2 separate regions of the Homo sapiens genome follow, and region 1 is linked to region 2. The links are chromatin loops, found by intact Hi-C in ENCODE. Cell type or tissue: PC-9. All regions are shown on one strand.

Evidence for each region. Hi-C counts contacts between places; a loop is a spot of excess contacts. Peaks named below come from ENCODE experiments on the same cell type or tissue, not always from the same donor. Only the 100,000 strongest peaks of a DNase experiment are listed, where the experiment ranks them.
Region 1: a loop joins it to region 2, with 2.6 times the contacts of the local background. A loop is called at or near these places in 1 of 110 quality-filtered maps.

Annotation. Positions count from the first base shown.
Region 1 is chr5:5,123,786-5,128,785 of GRCh38, reverse strand. It overlaps the pseudogene RN7SKP73. Among named protein-coding and RNA genes, the nearest start is that of ADAMTS16-DT, 14 kb to the left of the region's middle. In PC-9, no CTCF peak of the experiment used is centred here; a DNase peak (open chromatin) is centred at 2,165.
Region 2 is chr5:4,940,442-4,945,441 of GRCh38, reverse strand. No RefSeq gene overlaps it. Among named protein-coding and RNA genes, the nearest start is that of LINC01020, 91 kb to the left of the region's middle. In PC-9, CTCF peaks have their summits at 2,745 and 2,955 (motif pointing right); no DNase peak of the experiment used is centred here; H3K27me3 peaks cover 3,800 bases.

The DNA.
Region 1 (5,000 bases), 180 kb before region 2:
TTAGAAATATTTCCCAAAATTAATATTCTCATATTTTCTTCTGAACGTATTTATTATTTTAATACATTTGCAAAATTATAGATTTAAATTGCTATTTTCTTACAAGGTATAAAGTAGAGATCTAAATTTCAGTTTTTTAAAGGATTAAAAATATCCCATTTTTCTCAATTACTTGTATAATAATTCACTTCTTATCACCACTCATTTAAAAATTTAACTTTGTTTAATAATAAGTATTTGGAGTATTTTTGGCTTTCTACTGTCAGTAAAACACTGTTTTAATTGTTATTAATATATTTTATTTTTTATTATGATAGATTTTTAACACCGGCTGACTTGTATTCTCTTACTACTCTTTTTCAACAATTTTCTGTCTATTCTTTTTTGTTTATTCTTTCAACATTATTTTAGGTTTATTTATATCAAGTTTTAAAATCCCATTGGGATTCTGATTGGGATCACATACATTTATGAATTAATTTAGATAATATCAAAATTATTAAAATATTCAATATTATGAGACAAGTAATACTTTTTTCATGTATTCCTATTTTAAAAATACTTCTAAACATAATACGTGTATTTTTGTTCACACAGGTATTTAACATTTCTTATACTGTTTATTCCTAGGATATTCATATTTTTATTGAATTCAATTGGCTCATTGTATCTCATTTTCTAACCAGAATGTTAAAATAATGAAAGGAAGCCAGCCAGGTGCACTGCATCAGAGCACAGGCTCTGAAACCAGATGTCCCGGGTCTAGGGCATAAATCCTGGCTTGCTCACTTAGTCAGTATGGACACATCACTCAGCCGCTCCAAGCCTCAGTGTCCTCATCAGTAAAATGGAGACAATGATAATGACAATAATAGCACTTACTTCATAACTGCTATGAGGATTAAATGAGTGAATATTTAAATAATCTTAAAACGGTCTTTTAAGATTTAAAAAATCTTAAAACAGTCCTTGAAACTTATTAGTGCTATATATGCAGGGTTTTATTTTAAATAAAATAAATAACTTATAGAAATGGTACAGGTATTTTATTTTCCAGTTTCCTCTGTTTTTACGAGGTCTACTAAACTTTTAATTCATTTGCTTGCTTTTTCCAAAAAGATGAAATTACATTATCTCAAATAATTGTCTATTTTTTTTTTCTGGTATTTACACCTTAGTTTTTCCCCTACTTTAGCTCATGGACAGAGTTTCCAGAGACAGCGAAATACTGGTGATCAGGAGCACAGCTGTCTTATTCCTAACTGTAGTGGGAATGGCTCTTGCATTCTGTTCCTAAGGATGGTATTAGCCCTTGTTTTCCAGTAGATTTGTTTTATGATGCTAAAAAGAGTTCTTTTCTAGTTTGCTAAGAAGTACTAGTGGTAAGGAATATTGAATGTTTAACATAATCTCTCTGGATTAGTTTTCTTCTTTAACAAACCCAAATCTCCATCATGATTCTCATTCCGGAGATTAAGAAAATATGAGAAGGCGGGGATTTTTTTATACCTTTTAAGTAATTCTAATGTATCCCTCTGATATGGGTTGGGGGAGTGGATGTGTCTCCTTTTTCAATTTCTAAAAGTTTTAATTCTTCTTTGCCCCATTAATTAATGTAATTACCTAACTTAAAAAAATTGAACAATGCTATTCATGAATTTATCCTGCTTTATTTTGGTATGTTTAAACTATATTGATTAATATATAAAACTAAAATTTAAATTGAAAGTGTACTGATTAATTCAAATTTAGAGTATTTTGTTGAGTATGTTTATATAAATAATAATAAGAAATATTTGTCAATTGTGTATTGGGGGGTGTCTGTGTGTTGTCCCTAGACATACTGTAGTGTAAGACCTAAAAAGGGTCACTATTATATGCTGTCTTGACATCTGGTAAAATTGACAACCTTCCTTTTCACTGGGATGAAGCAGTGTCTGCTTATTCCTGAGTAGAAGATTTCAGTCTTCTGCCATCTCGTGGAATCGTTCAAACAGGCCAATCACACCCTCCCATGGGAACAGGGGCACCTCATCCTCTTGATACTACAAAGTCTTCTCCACAGCCCTTGTTGTTCAGTCTGTTCCAAGTGCAGCCCCACGTGACCTTCCATGGAGTGCAGCGTCCTCCTCCCCAGGCTGTGGGTGTAGGTGACTAATAAACGTTCCCCTCTGCCCAGCACCATGTGTCATGCACTTGGCCCTCCCCATAACCTTAGGGCAGGAATTCCTCCCTCACCAATGGGGCAAAAAAGAAGCAATTAAAACACGTTTGCCTCCCTTTTTACGTTTTGTTTTTGGTGCTTTAGCCACTTGTAAAATTAACTGGACATTTTCCCAAATGATTTCTGTGTTCTGGAACATTTTAAACAAGTGAAAATTATCTGCTTCTTCATGATTTGACAAAACACTTGTACAATTATTAGAGTCTGATTTATTTTTTGGAGGAAATTTTTTGCCTAACTATTCAATGTGTTTTATTGTTAATGGCCTGTTGTGCCTTCCTCCATCATCTTAAGAGCTTGTTTGGAGGTTTTAGCAGGGGAGCATAATTACTCACGTAGGTTTGACTGAAGACCAGTCCTCTTCTACTGGGGTTGGCTGTCCTCTTGGACTGAGTGTGCAGCTTTGGGAGAGATGCACATGGAGCAGTGAGGGATGAAGGGGACATCTAGCTAGCCAGCCAGATCAGCCCAATCCACCCTGGTGACACATGTTGCAGCCAGATTGCCTTCACTTCCTCTCCGTCTTCTTGAAGCAGTTTTTCAGTTTATGTTCTCCTATAAGAGAGTTCCTTTCATTGAGATCTTCAATCAGTTTAGAATAGTTTCTTACTTTTTTATTAGTCTCTCATTAATCATGTTTAATTATGAATAATTATCTACTTATTGAGAATCCACCATGGAGGTTCCTTCCCCATTAAGCTTATTACTCAGTGGGAAAGACAACATTGAACAGTTAGTTTCAATGTTTCACTGATCACATATTTTGAAGAAATACAGAGGGCTGTGTGAATGGTTACTGTGCCTTATAATTTTATTTTTGCACTTTATATTTTATTAAGAATATATTTATTAATTGGGCTCTTTTCCAAACACGTTGCAAATTCATGATAATATATTTAATGTAAATACATAAATATATGTGTCTTTCCTATCTACATTTATAAATATTTTCATCCACAGTTTTTTGGTTTTTTTTTCTGCAGAAAGGGTCTTCCTCTGTTGTGCAGGCTGGAGTGCAGTGGCACAATCAGCTCACTGTAGCCTCAAACTCCTGGGCTCAAGCAATCCTCTTCCCTCAGCCTCCCAAGTAGCTAGGACGGGAGATGCATGCCACCATGCTCAACTGATTTTTCAATTTTCTGTAGAGATGGGGCCTTGCCTTGTTGCCCAGGCTGGTTGCAAATTTCTAGCCTCAAGCAGCCCTGCCGCTTTGGACTCTCAAAACACTGAGATTATAGGCGCAAGCCACTGCACCAGGCCTACCCCCAGTTTTGATCAGTAAAGTCTTCATTCTTGTCCATGTGTCCTCCATTGTGAAGTTAATTTTCCCCAATTTAATGTTTGTTAAATTGGGGTTTCATCTTAAAACCTAAATGTATATTTAACATAACAGTGTGTTTTATCACACCTCCTCTCTATCCTCCTCCATCCTCATCCCCAATCCCTGCAAAGAAAACCCCTGTCACTGGATGTTGGAGCCACATCAATGACATTGTAGAGTACAGGTATCTGGCATCTGCTTGAGTCCTGATTCTGTTCTTTGTAATTCGGAAGCCCATTACGTATGTTGTTGAGCATCCTTTGCTTTGTATATAAATTATCTCCTGGCATTAATTTGATCTTTCTCTTCTTTTGTTTCCTATATTACTTAACTTGCATTAAAGTATATTTTTTGATTTTTCTGAGTGTCGATTCCTTTTTAATTTGCTCCACTGTGTTTATACAGTTTGCTTCTGCATATTTAGTTTTCACGACAAAAAAAGTCTCTAAAAAGTCTCTATTAACTGAGTAAATCATTATATGTTTTTCACCTTCACTTTTAGCTCATATTTTTTAGAACTTCATGCTCTTGTATCAACAATTTAGATATTTAGCCCAGAACACGTCAACCACTGTACCTCACAGAGTGGAGGCCAACGTGGAGTGAGGAGTTCCCAAGGCAGAGGAGGGAAAATCTTGAACTGAAGTCAAACTATCATGGGTGAGGAACACTTGGGACAAATAGTGCATGTTTGACAATTTATATCTGCTCCTTACATTACCAAAAACATCAACTTGGAACAGAAATTGTAAACCACAGCTTTTTTTTCTCTCAGACATGTCATGTTGTGATCTGACACGTACTTTTGCAGAGGAGAAATCTGGAAGCAAGTTCGGATTTGTTATTTTATTGGTAACCCCTTTTGCTCTTCCGACTGGATCCTCATAGGATTTTCATGTGTCTCTGACCTTGTGTTTTTCAAGATGTGTCTGGCTGTGCATTTTGCCATTCATTTTGCCTGGAACAACATGAACTTTTTTGAGCCCTACACTCAGTTTTGCTTTGTTTTCCAGCTTTAGAAAGATCTGTATACTTATGTGCTCATTATTGAGGACGTATAATATTAAATGAGTAGTGTCTAGCATTAAAAAAGATAAGCTGAGAGTTTATACAACTGTTGAAACCATAAAATGACAAAGACAATTACTCTAAAAACTATATATGCATATGTATCTTTAGCTAAATGAGGTTAATAAAAATGGTACGCTTCATATTGTTCACAATAATTTCAAGGATCAGAAAGGGAAGAAGTGGCGGAAAAGTGAAGTGAAATTCTATGAAATTCTGTCTTCCAGATGAGGGAATACTGTTTTATTCATAACTGAAAATCAGAAATAAACTAAAATCCTTTTGAAAAGTCAAAAGAAATATATTGTTGATAAAAAAGAGCAGAATATATTATAGAAGTAAATAGACATTGGCTACTTAGAAAAAAAGCCAACTGTAGCAATAGAA
Region 2 (5,000 bases):
GTAAAACAAGACGAAAGAACCCATCACGTGGATTTGTGGGGGGAAGAAAAGAGTTAACAAATGGCAACCACTTGCACCAGTGCCCAGCAGCACAGAGAGCATAGCAGATATTATATGCCAAGCACTGCACACCCGCAGATTGAACACTTAACATTATAAAAATAACAGGCACATACTTCTAGAAATAGTAATTAATAAGTCTAGTACTTTTATAAAACAGGAAATAATCAATGTGACAGGATCCTCTCAGAGGCCCGCATGTGTCCTGACAGCTAGGACAGAGCCAGGTGGTGATTTAGGAAAATGTAGGAAGCAGAGACTCCTGCATAACCCGTGCTGGCAAAGCCTCTGGAGGGAGGATGGACTCCTGAGTACCTACAGCTGGAGGTACCTATGACTCTGCAGGAAAAGTGGACTCATGAGTACTCAGCGCTGGAGAGGACTCTGGATGGAGGGAAGACTCATGAGTATCTACTGCTGGGGAGGACTCTGGAGGGAGGGTGGACTTGTGAGTACCCAGTGCTGGAGAGGACTCTGGAGGGAGGGTGGACCCGTGAGTACCCAGTGGAGGAGAGGACTCTGGAGGGAGGAGGGACCCGTGAGTACCCAGTGGAGGAGAGGACTCTGGAGGGAGGAGGGACCCGTGAGTACCCAGTGGAGGAGAGGACTCTGGAGGGAGGAGGGACCCATGAGTACCCAGTGGAGGAGAGGACTCTGCAAGGAAGAAGCATTCAGAATAACTGCTGCTGGAGAGAACAATTTCATTTCAGGAAAATGTTCTTATAGTTGCTCATTCCCATAAGCTAATATCTCTAATATATACACACATTCATGATTATAAATACTGTTAGAATACATAATACCTGTAGTACCTATATAATACTTATATGTTTGTGTACATATTTGAGTACAAAATATACATATGGACATAATGAGTGCAGAAGTTTTTGTAATCATGAAAACAGGAAATAATCCAATGCCAAATAAAATGGGAAGTTTAAGTAAATGATGCTCTTTTTGTCCACTCTCTGAAACACTAGAATGAGGAAAATGCAGGAATCTTGGACCTTGGACAACGGCTGGGAATTCTGACTCCTTATAAAACTGTTTCCAGAGTCCAGCATGTGCATGCTGCCATGAAGGTTTGGATCTATACATAAATATTATTGTATAAAATGGCTTGAGTTGCCATGTGGAGAAAGAGATACAAATATTCCGGATTCAGTCTCTGTTACTCTTAAGTTTCTGTGTTTGTGTTAACTTACCTCTAACCTGGGCAGCTGAATGGAGGTGGCAGTCAGTGACATCCTCCCCCTTCTTTTGGATCCCCTACCCCAGCATCTGGACTACTGTTGGACATGGGACAGACTTTTTGACTGATTATTTTGTTCATCTGTTATTTATGGTAAGTCTTATTTTGGGGAGCACTTTTTGTTATCTTGGAACGCTTGAAACCCTCCTTAGGTGTGAACTTCTGAGCAGATGCAGGCATCTCCTCCTGTCCAGCGGCAGTATGTCTTGCCTTGGGATTCAACCTTTGGCATTCATTCTTCAAAGCCCAGCCCCTTGCTTCTCAAAAGCCAATTCCACAAGTGTCTGCTGCTGAACACTGGGCACAGAGACCTGGGCAACAAGAGGCCGGCAGCCTGGGCCCCAGGCAGTGCTTCTGAGCAATGGCTGCATGTTGTCTTTTGTATTAATGAATTCTTTTATTTTCTGAATTCTGGTGCTTGGACATCCGGGGTCTTGCTGACCCTGGAGGTACTGCCCTTGCCAGAATGAGCTGGTTCTTAGAACCCAGGGCTGTGCTTTCCAAATCAAACCAACCACCTGGAGTCCATGCTCCAACCACCTTCTCTGTGGCCCTCACACTCCGGGCCACCATGCACCTGCCCAAATCACGCCAGGCGAGGGACCAGACAGGAAGGGACAGCCCCTCGCCCCTGAGCCTGCTAAAATGATTCAATGATTCAGGTTAGCTGATCTGAGCCTTCTCTGGCCCACGCTCCCCTCGCTCCCTTGCCCACCTGGTTGGCTGTGCGTCTCTGTGTGGCCAGGCGTGACTCCTCTGTCCAGGGATCTGCAAGGATAAACTTCTTTCTTCATGACAATCTTTCTGTGTCTGTGAGTCCCATCATCCCTGACTTAAAAAAAAATTCCAGGTACCATGGAAACACCTTTGGTTTACTCGAGACATAGTTCTCTCTATGCCTCAAGCCCCAGGGACGACTTTCTTCCTTCTGGTACTTCCCAGGCTCTTTCTCGCATTTCTTTTAGAAGTTGCCAATTCCCTTCCCCTCTCTGGCCTCTCCTGGCTTTCCCAGTCCTATGGGTGCCTGGCGCCCTGGGCAGCCACTCTGGTGCTGGCCCTGGGTCATGACCAGCTCCTCCCGCAGTGCGGGGCCTCCCTGCACCACCGTGGCCGTCCTGGACTGCAGGTCCCCCTCACGGTGCTCCCAGCCTATGGGTGAAGCTCCCAGCTCTACCTGGATGCTTGGTGTGGCTCAAGGCCAGCATTTACAAATGGCTGTAAGAACAGGCACCGCTCTGCAGGGGGAAGGGTGAGACAAACAAATGCTCACCTCTAAGCCCCTCCGCTACAGCAACCCTTCTCCTTTTGACAGCCCAGATTGTTAGCGTTGAATAAGATGTAGTGTTTGCTGGCACAGCAGGGTGGCTATAGTCAAGAATAATTCAAGTGTACATTTTTAAATAACTAAAAAGAGTGTAACTGGATTGTTTGTAACACAAAGGATGGATACTTGAGGGGACGGGTTCCCCATTTTTCATGTGATTAGAACACATTGCATGCCTGGATAAAAGCATCTCATGTACCCCATAAATATATGCTTCTACTATGTATCCACAAAAATTAAAATAAAAAATTGAACAACAAAAGAACAGCAGAAACCAGATTGTTAGCACCTGGGGACTGCGGGCCCGGCTGACCTGCAGTGCGTAGAGCGGCCCCTAGGTGGCAGCACAGCACCGGTCGCCCTGGGGGTAAAAGGGGCGCCCTCCTGGCCCAGGGTCCTCAGGGCAGGAGGGTCCCCGAGTGTCCCCAGGCCCTGCAGCCTGGGCAGCCGCGCGGGCGCCGTCTCCAGAGGGGAGGGGACCCAACGCCTCGGGAGTGGACTGAAGCTGGAAAAACAAACAAACAGACACCGAGCTTTTCCTGAGAAGGATTCCCAGCCGAGGAAGCGGGTGCTGCGATGGGACTTGGGGATGCCTGCAGGGCGAGAGAAAGGTGCTCCTGGGTGGCCTTCAAAGAGCCCTCCGAAGAGTCCACCCAGGAGCACCAGCAACTGAAGATGGAGAAGAAGAAACGGCCGCAGGCCGGAGGTCAGAGCATTCCCATGGGGAAGCCAAGTCAGGGAGAAGCCACGGGCTTGGGAGAAGCAGGGAGAGGCCAGAGCGTCCGCTGTGGTCACTGGACGGCTGGTCTATGGCAGGGGAATCTCCGGAGACGCACCTGCCGCCACTGCTCATAGAACTTAGTGCAGAGGAAGAGCGAGTCCTCGCTGAAAACTCGGGTTCCAGTCACCCCGCGCCCCGCCTCACCTGAGGCCTCTGCCTTTGCAGGGGGACTGTGAGGTTGCAGCGATGTCTTCCCAAATAGCTCATGGGTTCTACTCAGTGATCCGTTTTAAGAAAACTGGTAGAAATCTCAGCCTAGTACTGAAATGTGAGTGCCGGTTAGCATTGCTTTTAAGGATCTTACAAAAACACGGACCGATTTTTACAGGGAAGTGAGACAAAACGTATTATTGCTATCGTGTGCCAACTCAATAAGGCATTTAATTTGTTAGTAATATAATTCAGAGAATAATACTTATTATTATTATTATTTTTATTATTTGACATAGGTCGCAATTGGGCAGGGGCCGCGCTGCCTCCTCCGTTCAGCTGTTGTGGCCTGGAACCCACTGTACTTGGCTCTGCGTCTCACCCATAAAGTGAAGTCTGTAAATGATTTTTCAATTGAGTTCAAACTGAGTATGGAAATCAATTACTTTTCAAATACCCACTGCAACAATTAATCCAAAGCCTCACTGCTGAGCTCTGCTCACTGGTTCCAGCTCTGTGCGCAGCTGGGAAGCAGGGAAATCCTGATGCTATGGAATTAAACGGGAGCTGGAGTGAGTTCGGGAAGGACAAGAATTTTCCACGCCAGCATGATCGTTACCCGGTAGGGTGAAGTGGCAAGGCTGTGAGGCACAGAAAACGTGGTTTTTGCGTCAGCTCTTCTGTTAATGAGGCCTGTCTCAGTTTCCCCATTATATTCTGTGCAAGCTTCTACCCCAAATGGGGTCTGTCTCTAGTCTGCGACTTACTTCTAACAATATTGTTTTTTACTCAAATTACACGCTCCATCCCCGAACTGAAGAGATGCACAAAAGAGATGAGGAAAGTAACTGCTTAGTTCTAGGAAACCATATGCAGCACCCCCGAACTGTGCAAAACAGTTCTGACACAAAAACCACGTTTTCTGTGCCTCGTGGCCTTGCCGCTTCACCACACTGGCTAACGACCATGCTCGTGTGGAAAATTCTTGTCCTTCCCAAACTCACTCCAGCTCCCATTTAATTCCATAGCCTTAGAAGGATTTCCCTGCTTCCCAGCTGCGCACAGAGCTGGGATCACTGAGCAGAGCTCAGCAGTGAGGCTTTGGATTAATTGTTGCAGTGGGTATTTGAAAAATAATTGAGCTTTTTATTGATGGAAAGATTGTTTTAGGCTGGTCACAGTGGCTCACGCCTGTAATCCCAGCACTTTGGGAGGCCAAGGTGGGCGGATCACAAGGTCAGGAGATCCAGACCATCCTGACCAACATGGTGAAACCCCGTCTCTACTAAAAATACAAAAATTTGCCGGGCCTGGTGGCACACACCTGTAGTCCCAGCTACTTGGGAGGCTGAGGCAGGAGAATTGCTTGAACCCGGGAGGCGGAGGTTGCAGTGAGCCGAGGTCACGCCACTGCACTCCAGCCTGGCGACAGA